Regions from separate parts of the Mus musculus genome. Here region 1 is linked to region 2. Evidence: chromatin loops called from intact Hi-C (ENCODE). Cell type or tissue: left cerebral cortex. All regions are shown on one strand. Links, peaks and the distances in the headings refer to the core of each region. The heading gives the core; the rest is flanking DNA. Region 1 has its middle 210 kb from the start of Ferd3l. Region 2 has its middle 35 kb from the start of Gm23529.

Evidence for each region. Hi-C counts contacts between places; a loop is a spot of excess contacts. Peaks named below come from ENCODE experiments on the same cell type or tissue, not always from the same donor. Only the 100,000 strongest peaks of a DNase experiment are listed, where the experiment ranks them.
Region 1: a loop joins it to region 2, with 4 times the contacts of the local background. A loop is called at or near these places in 16 of 42 quality-filtered maps.

Annotation. Positions count from the first base shown.
Region 1 is chr12:33,713,175-33,721,521 of GRCm38, reverse strand. No RefSeq gene overlaps it. Among named protein-coding and RNA genes, the nearest start is that of Ferd3l, 210 kb to the left of the region's middle. In left cerebral cortex, for the core only: no CTCF peak of the experiment used is centred there; DNase peaks (open chromatin) are centred at 2,275, 3,241, 3,702 and 4,277.
Region 2 is chr12:33,484,139-33,492,485 of GRCm38, reverse strand. No RefSeq gene overlaps it. Among named protein-coding and RNA genes, the nearest start is that of Gm23529, 35 kb to the right of the region's middle. In left cerebral cortex, for the core only: no CTCF peak of the experiment used is centred there; no DNase peak of the experiment used is centred there.

The DNA of each region.
Region 1 (8,347 bases), core at 205-8,204, 230 kb before region 2:
CATCCTGTTAAGTGACATCATCTAGATATAGAAAGGAAAACATTTCACGTTTTCTCTTATTTGTGAAAACTGAAAGGGAAAGGGCCTGAAATTGGAGGACTTACTTTAAACTTGAAGAGAAAAGAATTTGGGGAGAAAGAGATGGGAGGATGAAGATGCAGGATGTAGTCAGTCACAGAATCTATTTCTTTGCACAGTTATTATGATTGAATAATCAGAATTTAGAAAAAAAAACACATGTAGTGTGGAATAGCTTATAAATCATGACATTCAAACATTACGATGTAGTATGCAGCAACACTAAGGTATCCAGATGTCAGCACATATCCAGGTGTAAGGAAAGGGCATCTACTACTCACTGAACAATCTGTTCACTGCCTTACATCACAAGGGAGAAAAGTAGCCAGCGTTATTGATCCTATTATGTTGAAATTCCAACATACTTTGCTCTATTTGTTTGGCCAAAATTACAGTGATAAAGTGCAGAGAAACTCGAAATAATTTTAATAGTTTTAATTTGGTGTTTAACAAATATGATGAGTATAAATACAATGAAAATTAAAAGCATTACATTTGACATTGGGTGAATTAATGTATTTTAATGCTTTCCAACATTTTCTATTTTGGTGATTAATTCGTGTTTTAAAAGTATGCTTTCAGTAAAATCGTAGTATACTTTAGAGTGTCTTTGTACATATTAGCTACTTTTCTACTTTAAATATGAATCCAGCAAAGCAGAGAGCAGTTGGGAAGCATCAATAAACACAAAGATTCAGTAAAGCAACTGAGTGTTCTAAATATTGGTCTGCGTATTTTTTCTGCTAAAAACAACAACAACAACAACAACAACAACAACAAGCCATTGGGCTGGAGGCTAGCCCAGCAGGTAAGTATGCTTGCATCAGTGCTCAAAGCCACGCAGATATAAACAGCTCAGAGAATGTATAAACAGAAGAGACAACTTAAAAAGGACATGCTCAGTGTTAATAGTCTTTAGTTTTAATTGAAAGATGGAGTTTTTCCTTTTTAATCTTTTTTTTAATTAGGTATTTTCCTCATTTACATTTCCAATGCTGTCCCAAAAGTCCCCCATGCCCCCCGCCCCCATTCGTTAAAGGCTTGAAACCATGTCTGTGATGCTATAGGGAGGTGAGGCAACAGTTTGAAAGTGGCGGCTAAGTAGTACCCCATTGTGTAAATGTACCACATTTTCTGTATCCATTCTTTTGTTGAGGGACATCTGGGTTCTTTCCAGCTTCTGGTTATTATAAATAAGGCTGCTATGAACATAGTGAAACATGTGTCCTGGCAAATACAGAAGTGGATGCTTACAGTCATCTATTGGATGGAACACAGGGCCCCCAATGGAGGAGCTAGAGAAAGTACCCGAGGAGCTGAAGGTGTCTGCAACTGTATAGGAGAAACAACAATAGGAACTAACCATTACCCCCAGAGCTCGCTGTGTCTCTAGCTGCATATGTATCATAAGATGGCCTAGTCAGCCATCATTGGGAAGATAGGCCCCTTGGTCTTGCAAACTTTATATGCCCCAGAACGGGGGAACGCCAGGGCCAAGAAGTGGGAGTGAGTGGGTAGGGGAGCAGGGCAGGGGGAGGGTACAGGGAACTTTTGGGATAGCATTTGAAATGTAAATAAAGAAAATATCTAATTAAAAAAAAAAAAAACCTCTTTGTTAATCTAAAGAACCCAGATGTCCCTCAAAACAAAACAAAAGAAAGAAAGTGTGCACTAGTGTAAAGGAAGCCTATCCCATGATGCCTCCTCAAGCTGTAATCCTCTGCGGGACACCTGTCTCTTGCCCTTCCTAAATCTCGCTCTGCTTTCCGGCTTCCAGAGAGTCAGGAAGCTTACCTCATAGCGCCTTCCACGATGCATGTTCTTCTCCCTCAGAGCAAGTTCAAAAGCAGTGTGGCCAAGTGACCACAGCCTGAAATCTTTCAAAACATGAGCCCAAGTGATTTCTTTTTCCTGCTTCTAAGTTTGATTATCTCAGCAATTTTGTCGCAGTGGTTTAGAAAAAATAATAATGAAATAATAGAATGGTATTACCAGACTGTTTGGAGTTCTTAGAGACCGGCTAAAACTTGACTTCTTCACTTAAAAAGGCTGCAGCAAGAGGCATGAAGCTGTATACTCTGCAAGTTTATTTGCTACTTTGTGTAATCTAAATGAGCAGATCCTGCGTTCTGAACGGGAGCCAGGAGTCAGGGCTCCAGGGCTCCTCTTAGGTTGGCTGTGCTGAGCTAAACACTTCACAAGAGATGACTCACATGGCGGCAGCTCTTTCGCTACAAGCCATCCCTCGATGCTCACTTCATCCTTATTTTAATGGGATGGGAGTTTTTCACAGTTATCGTGGGATGTATTATAAAAAGACCATGATGTTCTGGGATATTTTATTAACTCCCTGTCTGTGAGTCTTTCCTGCTTGTCTCTGCTGTTCTGCTTCTCACTCTTACAAGGGCTGGGCTTTCTGTGCTGTGGTTTTGTTATGCCCCTTCTTGAGCACAGGTTCTGGTAAGATGGCAAGGTCAATAATTTTCCTCTTTCCAGTCCAGGGCATAGCCTAGTGATGAGCAGGCTGGAAAGGCTCAGTAAACCTTCCGATTATTCCAGAATGTTATCTCCGGGGGGGGGGGGGATGTAACTTTTGATTAATATCGATATGTATCTAATAGGTTTGAATGCTACCAAAAGTATATACCTCTAAATTCTCAGAGCAAGCCACACATAGGTGAGCAGCTAGCTCTCTGGGTGCGCGCCTTCTGTTTGCAGTGCGGATTGTCCTTTTGCTTTCCCTCCGGGTTTTTTGTTTTTTTTTTTTTTTTTTTTTTTAACTCTAAAGTCGTTTCTAAGTATTTTAAACATTGAGTCACTGCTGGCTTTCTCAGTGTTTACAAAAGCTATTTTCTACTTAAATTTAATCTGTTTCACTTGTCTTTTTTTTTTTTTTAACATAGCTTTCTCCTAGTTTTTAATGGTCTATATATGGCTTAGTGATTGCATGATGTTTAAGGTGTTTGGATGCCAATTGGAGACTTCATAAAAGGAGGTCACATGAAGTTCAGAAATGTTTAGAAAAGAGAACGAAACCTTGCAAGTTTCTCCTTGGGGTTAGCAATTTAGGTCCGTGGGCTGATTGCAGTCAAGATGCTCCGACTGCGATGAGATTGAGATTGTGAGTCACAAAAGACAGAGCGAAAAAAAGGGACAAAGGAAGCAATGTTGCTTGGGGCACAGGGTTCAGATCCACGGGGTCCACGATGTTTACAGAAGCGTATATTTAAGGATGTCAAGGCATTAAGCTCATTCACTTACTGCATTTGAAATGGAATATTTTAAAGCTCTGCAGCTTCGCCTAAAGAGATTGTTCCTAATTGTGGACAATTTGCTACAAAATACAAGTCAGGGAGGTGGAGTTTTTGAGTCTTTATTTCCTTTTTGTTTGGTCTAGAGGGGAAGCAGAATTTAAGATTGTCATTTACACGTGTAGCTAGCTGTGCTACTTCAAATATAGCCGGCTAGAGTAGCCACTGAGAGACAGACAGAGACCTGGCAGAGGTGACCGACAACCAGCTTCTGGCTGGAGGAAACATTTACACAGGACTCCTGGCTTCCCTTCAAGTACAGCTTTTGGGAGGGATTTATAGGTCAGATAGCGCGGCAGCTTCAGCCTGTTCCTCACCGTACCTCAACAAAGCTTGTGCGTGTTTGTACAGCTGGCCTGGTAGCTGTGGGAGTCCCGAGAATCCCATAAGCCCCCATCCCTTTGCCTCCCCTTCGCCATTTACCAGCACACAAATACACAGAGCGAAACTGTCTGACTAGAGCTTAAAGGCACTCAATTCCAGGCCTGTTTATTTTCTTTCCTTGATTTCCTGCTGCTACAGTGAGTGAATGATATTTTCCCGTTCTTTCTTTCATTCTTTCTTTTTCTTTCCTTTTTTTTTTTTTTTTAGACCTATTTGTCTATCAGTGGTAGAGAATTTGACCATAATTTATGGAACATTGGTGATATTATTTTGTGTGCCTCTCCTCTTACCTAACCCCTCTTTAACTCCAACTTCTTTCTTTTAAACACCATTTCAATTTTTTTTCATATTTGGACTTGAGGGGGGATTTACCCAAAGGAAGGAAAGAAAAACATCCCAGGGCTCCCCAGTGTAACTTCACCCGGAGGAAGGGTGTTATTTTAATTACTACTGAACCCATTCTGTGGGGAGGCCTGTAAATGCTCGATGCAGCTTGGAGAATAGCAGTTAATATGCCTTTTGAATCAGGGCCACAAACTACAAAGACTGCCATCTGGGGACGCATTACATTCGTAAGGAAAAAACAGTGGAGACTTCTTCAAATGAGCTTGTAAATTCCATTCAATCTTAGATTCCTTTCTCTTTCTTTTTCTTTCTTTCTTTTCTCAAAGAAGTTCTTCCAGGTTTATTTAAAACAATATTAATTAACCAGAAGAAACACAGAGATTTTGAATTTCAGTGACAACTGAGACACTCAAAGACTTTATTGACGGGTTTGAATGTTGACGTCCGCCATCATTCCTGAAGCCACGTCCCTAAATCTCTTCGATTGGAAAAAGCATCAAACTGAGGAAGAAAATTTTTTTTCTGCATGTAAATAATCCAGAACTTTTGTTTCTTCATTTAAAGCAGAATAAAATGCATTGAAATAGTGTATCATTTCACTTCTAATTTTGGAAAGAACTAGTCACCTTTCATCTTTTGAGCTTAGCTACTTTGGCAAATGATGTAGGAAAGAGAGACCATTGGAATCAGACAAAACTGAGTTCAAGTCTCACCGGTTAAGTAGAACATTGTTCAAAGGCAAGGCATGCAAACATTTGGAGCCTTGGACTCTTACATCTGGGAAATGGGAAAAAATAGCACTTCTTTGCCAGCCAGGGCTGTTGAGAGAAGCAAATGATATAATAGCTGTCAAAGCCCTTTATACATAGAGAAATTTTATATTGACATAAATCTTCAGTCATTTTACATTGCCAAAATTTTAAATTGTTTTTCATATTTGAACTCATTCTTTCTTAAGGGCATATACTCATGGAAACTCCTTAATTGCTAAATACTACAATCCTAAAGTTGGAGGAAAATACAAATTACTAGTGAGAAATTCCTTTGTGTGAAAGTTCTATTTACACTGCATCTTTAACCAAATATACAAATACTATTTTCGTCAGCTCACTCTAATGATATTAAGAAAGAGCGCTCAAGATCTTATTTCAAAACACACCAGGATGCTTACACATCACACACATCTGTAGAAACTTTATTCAGACTTTGCCAGAAAATCTTCTAATGTTTATGCTTCTCTTTGTTGAAGCTCCCAGCTCAGAGATCCCAGGGAACTGCACATTTCCAGGCATTGGGTTAGTATAGAAAACACAGAGTGGATTTTGAGTTACATTGGACTTCATACAACCCCCTTACCATGAAACACAGCTTTTAAATGTCATTATGCACTGCATTGAAAAGCAATTAAGAACAGCCTGAGAGAACAAGGGCTAAGCGAGTATTTACCCAGGAACTTATCAGTAAACGATTGGGTTTCCGTGGGGGGCATTTTTCAGTTGCTTGTTTCAGCTTCTCATACCGTCAATCCCAAAATAACCCCACTACATAGGGTCGCTCTCTCAATCTCTCTCTCTCTCTCTCTCTCTCTCTCTCTCTCTCTCTCTCCTTTTAATTGGATATTTTCTTTATTTACATTTCAAATGTTTTTCCCTTTCCAGGTCTCCCTTATCTCATCCTCCCTACCCCTGCCTTTATGAGGGTGCTCCCCCACCCATCCACCCACCCACTCCTGTCTTCCTGCCCTGGCATTCCCCTACACTGGACTATTGAACCCCCTCAAGCCCAAGAACTTCTCCTCCCACTGATGACCAACAAGGCCATCCTCTGCAACATATGTGGCCAGAGCCATGGGTCCCTCCATGTGTACTCTTTGGTTGGTGGTCCATTTTCCAGGAGCTCCTGGGAGTCTGGCCAATTGACTTTGTTGCTCCCTCCTCGGGCTGCAAACCCTGTCAGCTCCTTCAGTCCCTTTTGCAACTCCTCCATCGGGGCCACCATGGGGCATTTAAGAAGGAGGCGTCTCTATGATAATGTGTTATTTCAGTGCCTTTATATTACATAAGTACAGGCACCTATAACTACATCTAGGTTTTTATGTTTCGGCTTTTAATAATATTTCCTTACCTGAAGTGTTCTAAACAAAAATACTTTGAGACTATCATTATTCTTTTACTGAAGACAAACACTTAATGGAAAATAAGTCCAGTTCTTTTTTTTTTATCTCTTTTTGAAATTGTATCTGTATTTTTATGTATTCATTCTACTATTCTTTTCTGTTCAGTGACTTAAAAGAGACTTAATTAAAAGTCTTCACTCAAGAAATAAACCCAGATTAGGGTAAGCCTTTGCACGCTCTGGGCTGCAGTACTCTAGGAGATAGACTTGTTTTGGTCATGACTTTTATCCTTGGGCATTGTTTTACTGCCTCTCTTAGAAGGACTTGCCTGATGGGAACCAATCTTTTTCTCCCTTACTGTTCAGTGTGGCTAGAATTGCATGAAATATCTTTGCATGGTTAGGCTTGAATTCTTAAAATGTCCAGAAAGCACTGCCCATCAACTATCCTCAGGCTTTAATGGCACTACCTCACAATTCCAAGATCTCTCTAAACAATTCACTTAGGGAGTAAAGAGACGGCATTGGGACTTCTAGGTGACATCGAAGCTTAAAACAACAGTTGCATACCTGGTTGAATATGTCTGTTAAGGAAACAGTAATAAATCAAGAATCTTTAATGAGTTTTCTAGCATAGGTGGGGGAAGAAGACACAACCATGATGAATTTCCCTAGTGAAAAGCAGTAGACTGTTGCATGGTATCAGAGGCTGAACAGCTGGCCACTGTTTATGAAAGCAGCCGGGCTCTTATCCATAGACAGGAAAGAGAGTCAAGCCAAAGTCTCTTTTCAAGACACAGCTGGAAGACTTTCATAGCTCAGAGAAAGATTTAACATCCCCTTTTCTTCCTTACAGATATGGGAAGAAGGGAATATCTCAGAAATAAAAAAACATCTTTATTGATTCTTTAATTTATATTTTATAAAAACATATATCACTTTTGGAAGGGAACTCTATCATTTAAGAAGTTATCAAAAATAGAGCAATAATTTAGTCACTATATAAAGATAAGAGACAAATTATTCCTATAACTGAAGAAAAAGGAACAAAAACACAGCCAAAGATTATTTTCAGTTCTTCTATGGTTCCCTTATTTACACTAATGAATAATTTAGCAAGAAAGCACTTCTTGAAGATACAGTGAGCAACCTGCCAAGTCAATTCTTTAATATGCGTTCTCGTTATTATTTAATATATTCAGTGAATTTTATGTCCAAAGTAATTATTCAAAAAAGGTTCTTTGAATAGGAAAGTTAGGAGGAAGTAAACTATGTCTTATTATTCTTACTCCTTTTTTATTTCATTTCTCCATTGGCAAAAATTATTCAATTTAAAAAATAAATGAGTAACATTGTCTGAGTTACAAGATATTTTGGGAAACCAAGAAACAAATCAAGATTAAAATACAACAAATAAACTTGCTTTCACTGGGCAGTTGTTTTCAGGAAGTATCAGGTTGCCTTATTTTAACAGGTGACATGGTCTTGGAAAAAGAAAATACCTCGTCCCCTAACAATGTTAAAATTATCTTATTAATTACTAGTGGTATTTTCTGTAACACTTGTAAGAGTCCCTAACTTCTAAATTAAAACAACTCAGACTTATTTGAGGCAAGAAAGTTTAAAACAAATATACTAAGAAGTGAATATATATCTGTATGTTTTATTATGAAATAAAACTGTATGCTTGGCTCATTGGTCTAGGTAAGTTACATTTGAATTTTGAAAAAAAAAAGATCAATTTGAAGAGAGCATGAGTTACCATAGTTTTTAACATTTCCATATGCATTTAGATTTTCATATGTATGTAGATTATATATTATCTGTTTTATTAATTTTAATTTTCTCTTATGTTGTTTATATATGCGGCTGGAGTTATCATTTGGCTTAAAAAATAAAAGTGCAGCTTTCTTAGCTTTTTTGCATTTTTCAAGACTCTAAAAATAGAATTTCAGCATCCACGCCTATTTTCTTTTAGGGGGGAGGTGGGGGGGCATGAGCTTTTTTTTTAAATCAGGTATTTTCCTCATTTACATTTCCAATGCTATCCCAAAAGTCGCCCATACCCTCCCCCCCACACTCCCCTACCTACCCACTCCCACTTCTTGGCCCTG
Region 2 (8,347 bases), core at 170-8,169:
GGTTATGGTATAAGAGTAATTGTGGCTTCATAAAATGAGTTGGGTAGAGTACCTTCTACTTCTATTTTGTGGAATAGTTTGTGCAGAACTGGAATTAGATCTTCTTTGAAGGTCTGATAGAACTCTGCACTAAACCCATCTGATCCTGGACTTCTTTTGGCTGGGAGACTATTAATGACTGCTTCTATTTCTTTAGGGGATATGGGACTATTTAGATCGTTAACTTGATCCTGATTTAACTTTGGTACCTGGTATCTGTCTAGAAATTTGTTCATTTCGTCCAGGTTTTCCAGTTTTGTTGAGTATAGCCTTTTGTAGTAGGATCTGATGATATTTTGGATCTCTTCAGAATCAGTTCTTATGTCTCCTTTTTCATTTCTGATTTTGTTAATTAGGATACTGTCCCTATGCCCTCTAGTTAGTCTGGCGAAGGGTTTATCTATCTTGTTGATTTTCTCAAAGGACCAGCTCCTGGTTTGGTTGATTCTTTGAATAGTTCTTTTTGTTTCCATTTGGTTGATTTCAGCCCTGAGTTTGATTATTTCCTGCCTTCTACTCCTCTTGAGTGAATTTTCTTCCTTTTTTTTCTAGAGCATTTAGATGTGTTGTCAAGCTGCTAGTGTGTGCTCTCTCTAGTTTCCTTTTGGAGACACTCAGAGCTATGAGTTTCCCTCTTATAAATGCTTTCATAGTGTCCCATAGGTGTGGGTATGTTGTGGCTTCATTTTCATTGAACTCTATAAAGTCTTTAATTTCTTTCTTTATTCCTTCCTTGACCAAGGTATCATTGAGAAGAATGTTGTTCAGTTTCCACGTGAATGTTGGCTTTCCATTATTTATGTTGTTATTGAACACCTTAGGCCATGGTGGTCTGATAGGATGCATGGGACAATTTCAATATTTTTGTATCTGTTGAGGCCTGTTTTGTGACCAATCATGTGGTAAATTTTGGAGAAGGTCCCGTGAGGTGCTGAGAAGAAGGTATATCCTTTTGTTTTAGGATAAAATGTTCTGTAGATATCTGTTAAGTCCATTTGTTTCATAACTTCTGTTAGTTTCACTGTGTCCCTGTTTAGTTTCTGTTTCCACGATCTGTCCATTGATGAAAGTGGTGTGTTGAAGTCTCCCACTATTATTGTGTGAGGTGCAATGTGTGCTTTGAGCTTTACTAAAGTGTCTTTAATGAATGTGGCTGCCCTTGCATTTGGAGCACAGATATTCAGAATTGAGAGTTCCTCTTGGAGGATTTTCTTTGATGAGTATGAAGTGTCCCTCCTTGTCTTTTTTGATAACTTTGGGTTGGAAGTCGATTTTGTTAGATATTAGAATGGCTACTCCAGCTTGTTTCTTCAGACCATTTGCTTGGAAAATTTTTTCCAGCCTTTCACTCTGAGGTAGTGTCTGTCTTTTTCCCTGAGATGGGTTTCCTGTAAGCAGCAGAATGTTGGGTCCTGTTTGTGTAGCCAGTCTGTTAGTCTATGTCTTTTTATTGGGGAATTGAGTCCATTGATATTAAGAGATATTAAGAAAAAGTAATTGTTGCTTCCTTTTATTTTTTTATATTTATTGTTAGGTATTTTCCTCATTTACATTTCCAATGTTATCCCAAAAGTCCCCCATACCCTCACCCCCACTCCCCTACCCACCCACTCCCACTTTTTGGCCCTGACATTCCCCTGTACTGGGGCATATAAAGTTTGCAAGTCCAATGAGCCTCTCTTTCCAGTGATGGCCGACTAGGTGATCTTTTGATACATATGCAGCTAGAGTCAAGAGCTCTGGGGTACTGGTTAGTTCATAATGTTGTTCCACCTATAGGGTTGCAGATCCCTTTAGCTCCTTGGGTACTTTCTCTAGCTCCTCCATTGGGGGCCCTGTGATCCATCCAATAGCTGACTGTGAGCATCCACTTCTGTGTTTGCTAGGCCCCGGCAAGAGAGAGCTATAAGATACAATTTGCTAAACGCATGAAACTCAAGAAGAATGAAGACCAAAGTGTGGACACTTTGCCCCTTAGAATTGGGAACAAAACACCCATGGAAGGAGTTACAGAGACAAAGTTTGCAGCTGAGACAAAGGGATGGACCATCTAGAGACTGCCATATCCGGGGATCCATCCCATAATCAGCTTCCAAACACTGACACCATTGCACACACTAGCAAGATTTTGCTGAAAGGACCCAGATATAGCTCTCTCTTGTGAGACTATGCCGGGGCCTAGCAAACACAGAAGTGGATGCTCACAGTCAGCTATTGGATGGATCACAGGTTGGGAGACTTTTAATGACTGCTTCTATTTCGTTAGAGGTTATGGAACTGTTTAAATGGTTTACCCGATCCCGATTTAACTTTGGTACCTGGTGTCTGTCTAGAAAATTGTCCATTTCATCCACATTTTTCCAGTTTTGTTGCATATAGGCTTTTGTAGTAGGGTCTGATGATTTTTTTAATTTTCTCAGTTTCTGTTCTTATGTCTCCCTTTTTGTTTCTGACTTTGTTAATTTGGATACTGTCTTTGTGCCCTCTGGTTAGTCTGGCTAAGGGTTTATCTATCTTGTTGATTTTCTCAAAGAACCAGCTCCTGGTTTGGTTATTTATTTATTTATTTATTTATTTATTTTTGTATAGTTCTTTTCGTTTCCACTTGGTTGATTTCAGCCCTGAGATTGATTATTTCCTGTCATCTACTCTTCTTGGGTTTATTTTCTTCCTTTTGTTTTAGAGCTTTCAGGTGTGCTGTCAAGCTGCTAGTGTATGCTCTGTCCAGTTTATTTTTGGAGGCACTCAGAGATATGAGTTTTCCTCTTAGCACTGCTTTCATTTGTCCCATAAATTTGGGTATGTTGTGGCTTCATTTTTATTAAATTCTAAAAAGTCATTAATTTCTTTATTTCCTCCTTTACCAAGTTATCATTGAGTAGAGTATTGTTCAGCTTCCATTTGTATGTGGGCTTTCTGTTGTTTTTGTTGTTATTGAAGACCAGCCTTATTCTGTAGTGGTCTGAGAGAATGCATGGGATTATTCCAAACTTCTTATATCTGGTAAGACCTGTTTTATATGCTCAATTTTGGAGAGGGTACCATGAGGTGCTGAGAAGAGGTATATTCTTTTGTTTTAGGTTGAAATGTTCAATAGATATTGGTTAAATCCATTTGGTCCATAACTTCTGTTAGTTTCACTGTGTCTCTGTTTAATTTCTGATTCCATGAGCTGTCCATTGATGAGAGTGGGGTGTTGGAGTCTCCCACCATTATTATGTGAAGTGCAATGAATGCTGTGAGCTTTAGTAAAGTATGAATGTGGGTGCCCTTGCATTTGGAGCATAGATGTTCAGAATTGAGAGTTCCTCTTGGTAGATTTTTCCTTTGATGAGTATGAAGTATCCTTCTTTATCTTTTTAAATAATTTTGGTTGAAAGTCAACTTCATTCAGTATTAGAATGGCTACTCCAGCTTGTTTCTTGGGACCATTTGCTTCGAAAAAAAATTTTCCAGTCTTTTACTCTGAGGTAGTGACTGTCTTTGTCACTGAGGTGTGTTTCCTGTATACAGCAAAATGCCGGATCCTGTTTACATATCCAGTCTTTTAGTCTATGTCTTTTTATTGGGGAATTGAGTCCATTGATATTAAGAGGTAGTAAGGAATAGTGATTGTTGGTTCCTGTTATGTATGCTGTTAGAGGTGGAATTATGTTTCTGTGACTATCTTCTTATGCGTTTGTTGAAAGAAGATTACTTTCTTGCTTTTTCTAGAATATAGTTTCCCTTCTTGTATTGGAGTTTTCCATATATTATTTTTTTATAGGGCTAGATTTGTGGAAAGATATTGTGTAACTTTGGTTTTGTCATGGAATATCTTAGTTTCTCCATCTATGTTAATCGAGAGTTTTGCTGGGTATTGTAGCCTAGGCTGGCATTTGTGTTCTCTTAGGGTCTGTATGACATCTTCCCAGGATCTTCTGGCTTTTAGAGTTTCTGGTGAGAACTCTGGTGTAATTCTGATAGGTCTGCCTTTATATGTTACTTGACATTTTTTCCTAACTGCTTTTAATATTTTTTCTTTTTTTGTGCATTTGGTGTTTTGACTATTATGTGATAGGAAGAATTTCTTTTCCAGTCCATCTATTTGGAGTTATGTAGTCTTGCATGTTCATGGACATCTCTTTCTTTAGGTTAGGGAAGTTTTCTTTTATAATTTTGTTAAAGATATTTAAGTTAGGGATCTTCACTCCCTTCTATGCTTATTATGCTTAAGTTTGGTTATCTGATTGTGTCCTGGATTTCCTGAATGTTCTGGGTTAGGATCTTTTTGCATTTTGCATTTTGCATTTTCTTTGACTGTTGTGTCAATGTTTTCTATGGTATCTTTTTCACCTGAGATTTTCTCTTCTATCTCATATTCTGTTGGTGATGTCTGCCTCTATAACTCCTGATCTCTTTCCTATCTCCAGAGTTGTCTCCCTTTGTGATTTCTTTATTGTTTCTATTTACATTTTTTAGATCCTTCACCTGTTTGGTATTGTTTTCCTGTAACTCTTTAAGGGATTTTTTTTTTGTTTCCTCCTTAAGGGCTTCTAAGTGTTTACCTGTGTTCTTCTGTATTTCTTTAAGGGAGTTATTTATGTCCTTCTTAAAGTCTTCTATCATCATCATGAGATGTGACTTTAAATCTGAATCTTGCTTTTCCAGTGTGTTGGGGTATCTAGGACTTGCTGTAATGGGAGAACTGGGTTCTGATGATGTCAAGTAGTACTGGTTTCTATTGCTTAGGTCCTTGCACTTGCCTCTCACCATCTGGTTATCTCTGGTATTAGTTGGTTTCCCTTCTTTTTAATATTGTACTGGAATCTCTAGGTTAATTAATAAGACAGAAGAAAATGAAAGGCATACAATCTGGCATGAACTAAATAAAAATGTTCATGATCATCTGTTTCAAAAACCCAACAAGCTGAAACAACCTCATTTGGAACTAATGAGAGATTATAGCATCAAATGAATACCACCTCCTCATATATCAACAAAATACAAGAAATTTTGAAATTAGAAACATATTACTAGTCATACTAGCAGATTTCCCCATGTTAAAAAATGAAATTTTATCAAGATGTATATACAATTTATAAGAGGAACTGTATAAAACACTGATGACAGAAATCAAAGAACTATATAAGTGAGAGACATGATGCACTCATAGGTTGAAAGACAATATTATCAAGTCAGTTATTTCACATTTGTTATACATGGTCAATGCAATCATATTCAAATATCTTTTTTATGCAAATAAACTAATTTTAAGGGTGACATAGAAAAGTAGTAGATTTAGAATATCTAACTCCATAATGACACAGAAAAGGAAAGTTGAAGAGAACTGAGTCTATCTGATTCCTTAGTGAAGTCCTAGTAAAATGTTTAAAAAAAAAAAAAACAGAATAGTAGACAAATTGTGAGCCCAGAAATTGCCCCTCATGTATTTACTCTGAAAGACATAAGATTCTTAGCAAGTAACATAGCAGAAAGCCTTTGGGAAATGATCATGGTGTGTTTTAGATGCTGTGATGGTTTGGACCAGGGAATGGCACCATTTGGAGGTGTGGCCTTGTTAGAATAGGTGTGACCTGGTTGAAGTAGGTGTGTCACTGTGGGTGTGAGCTTAAGACTCTCACCCCAGTTGCCTGGAAGTCAGTCTTCTACTAGCAGCCTTAGGATGAAGATGTAGAACTCTCAGCTCTGCCTTTGCCATGCCTGCCTGGATACTGCCAGGTTCCCACCTTGATGATAATGGACTGAACCTCTGAACCTGTAAGCCAGCCCCAATTAAATGTTGTTTTTATAAGACTTGCCTTGGTCATGGTGTCTGTTCACAGCAGTAAAAACCTAAGACAGATGCCCTAAAGATATGATTAATAAAGAAAGTAATTCATAAGGTTCATTTCATTAAAATAAAAAAGCTGATGCCCCATAAAAGGCAATAGTAAAATAATGAGAAGACCATTTGCAAACTGTTTGCAAAGACCATATCTATTTTAGTCAGTGATAAATTCCTCCAGAAAGTTCAAGGAGGCAAGGTATATTTTGGCTCATTGATTCAAATGTTTCAGCTCATAGCCAGATAACTCTGTTGTTGCAAGCCTGAGGGAGGGGTGAATGTATGGTAGGAAGCACATGGTAAAGAAATGAGTCTTATTACATGATATAAAGGGAAAAGAGAAGGAGAGTAGCCAGGAACAACACATCCTATTTCTCACAGTTGTTGCTGACTTTTAATGTTTCTGCAACCTCCAAAATAGTGCCACCAGAATATCTTCAATGTCTGTGTGAACATTTTATCTCTAAGCCACAATATCTAATTAAAATTTTTTTATTTATCATATAAATATAATGCTTAAAATCAACAATAAAAAAAACAGATTTTAAAATGTCATAAGCCAGGATACCTTTTAGTAGATAGAAATTATAATATATAATAATAACAGTATATAACAGTATAAAATTCAACAATAAAAAAAAGAGAACCAAGCCCCAAAGAGACATAGAAAAAACACAAGTGCATACTATGCGTGAAATCAGACATGCCTCTAAGTTTTACATAGTATCTGATTCTAAATACACATCTTTATGGAAAATAGAAACATAGAAGCAATAAGTGAACCTAATTATTATTGAGTAGAAAAAGATCAGTAGTGTAATGGTGAATCTTGAGTGTTGACTGCTCAATAATCCATCTCTGGATGTATCTGAGAGGACTTGTCCAGAGACAGTTAACTAATGAGGAAAACCCACCATGAATGTTCAGGAAACCATCCCATAAGTTGAGCACCAACACAGAATAAGATGTGCAGAAAGAGAAAGCCAAGGACTGCAGTAACCATTCTGTCCTTTCCCTTCTCCCCTCCCTCCTCTTTCAGTTTACATCAAAGTAGTCTGCTCTTCTCTGCCCTGTGCTCCTCACTTGGATGAACTGAAACTGTGAAACTATTAGCCAAAGTTTTCCCCTAAGTGACTCTTTCATGTGTGTCACCACAGCTATAATAAACTAATTAACACAAATAAGCAAACTACAGAAGATATTTAGGATGGTAAAAATATTCTCTATTATACTAAAATGGTAAGTTCATGCCATTATCTGAAAAACCCAGTAGAATACATAAAACAAAAATTAAACCCTTCTGTAAACTCAGGGTCTTAGGGGAAACTAATACATGCATGTTGATTTACTAGTTTTAACAGAAGCACTGATGTAGTTCATGTTGTTATAGTAGAAATTGTACATGTGTGATAGAACATGCATGAAAAACTATTTTTAGTAAAACTGACACACACACAGCCATACAGCCACACCCTTGTTTGCTTATTATTATGGTGATAAAACACCATCACTAAAAGCAGCTAGTGAGAAAGAGTTTATTTAAAAATAAAAAAATAAAGAGAGTTTACTTCACCTTAAAATTCTCAAGTCACAGTCCATCACTGAATGAAGACAGGGCACTAACTCAAGGCAGGAACTGGAGGCAGGAACTGAGGCAGAAGCCATAATGCTGCTTACTAGCTAGCTCTCTGTAACTTGCTCACATTGCTTCTTTATACACACCAGGATCACCTGACCAAGTGTGGTACCACCCAAACTGGGCTGGGTCTTCTCACATCAATCATCAATAAGAAAATGTCCTCACAGACTTGCCGGCAGGCAATCTGATAACACAATTTCTCACCTAAGTTTGTCTATTCCCAGATGATTCAGCTTGAATCAAATTGACAACCTAACCAGCATAATATGTGCATATAATGTAAATAATATGTCATATATTATACAACTTACCTGAATTAATATACAATTATATACCAGTGGATCATTATTCAAAGTCAAGAAATAATATGCAATTCGATGAACAGCTGATTTTTCACAGACACTCCAAAACAATCTAGTCCAGTAGGTCTCAATTTTCCTTTCCTAATGCTACAATCCTTTAATACACTTCCTCATGTTGTGGTGACCCCCCCCCCAAACATAAAATTATGTCATTGATACTTCATAACTGCATTTTGCCACTACTATGAAATGAAATGTAAGTATCTGATATGCAGGATATCTGAAATGTAACCCTCAAAGGGGTTGTGACCCACAGATTGAGAACAACTAATCTAATGGACGCAAGTGTTTACCACTGGTGCAGGGACACTCAACACCATATTGAGAGAATGGTCTTCTTGATTTTTGTATAAAGATAGGTTCAGGTTATAAGAGTTTAAACATAAGACCCCAAACTATAAAACTATCAGAAGAAGGCATCATTCCTGTGCTCAAAGACCTTATATTTGTTTTTATAGTATCTTAGACTTGATATCAATA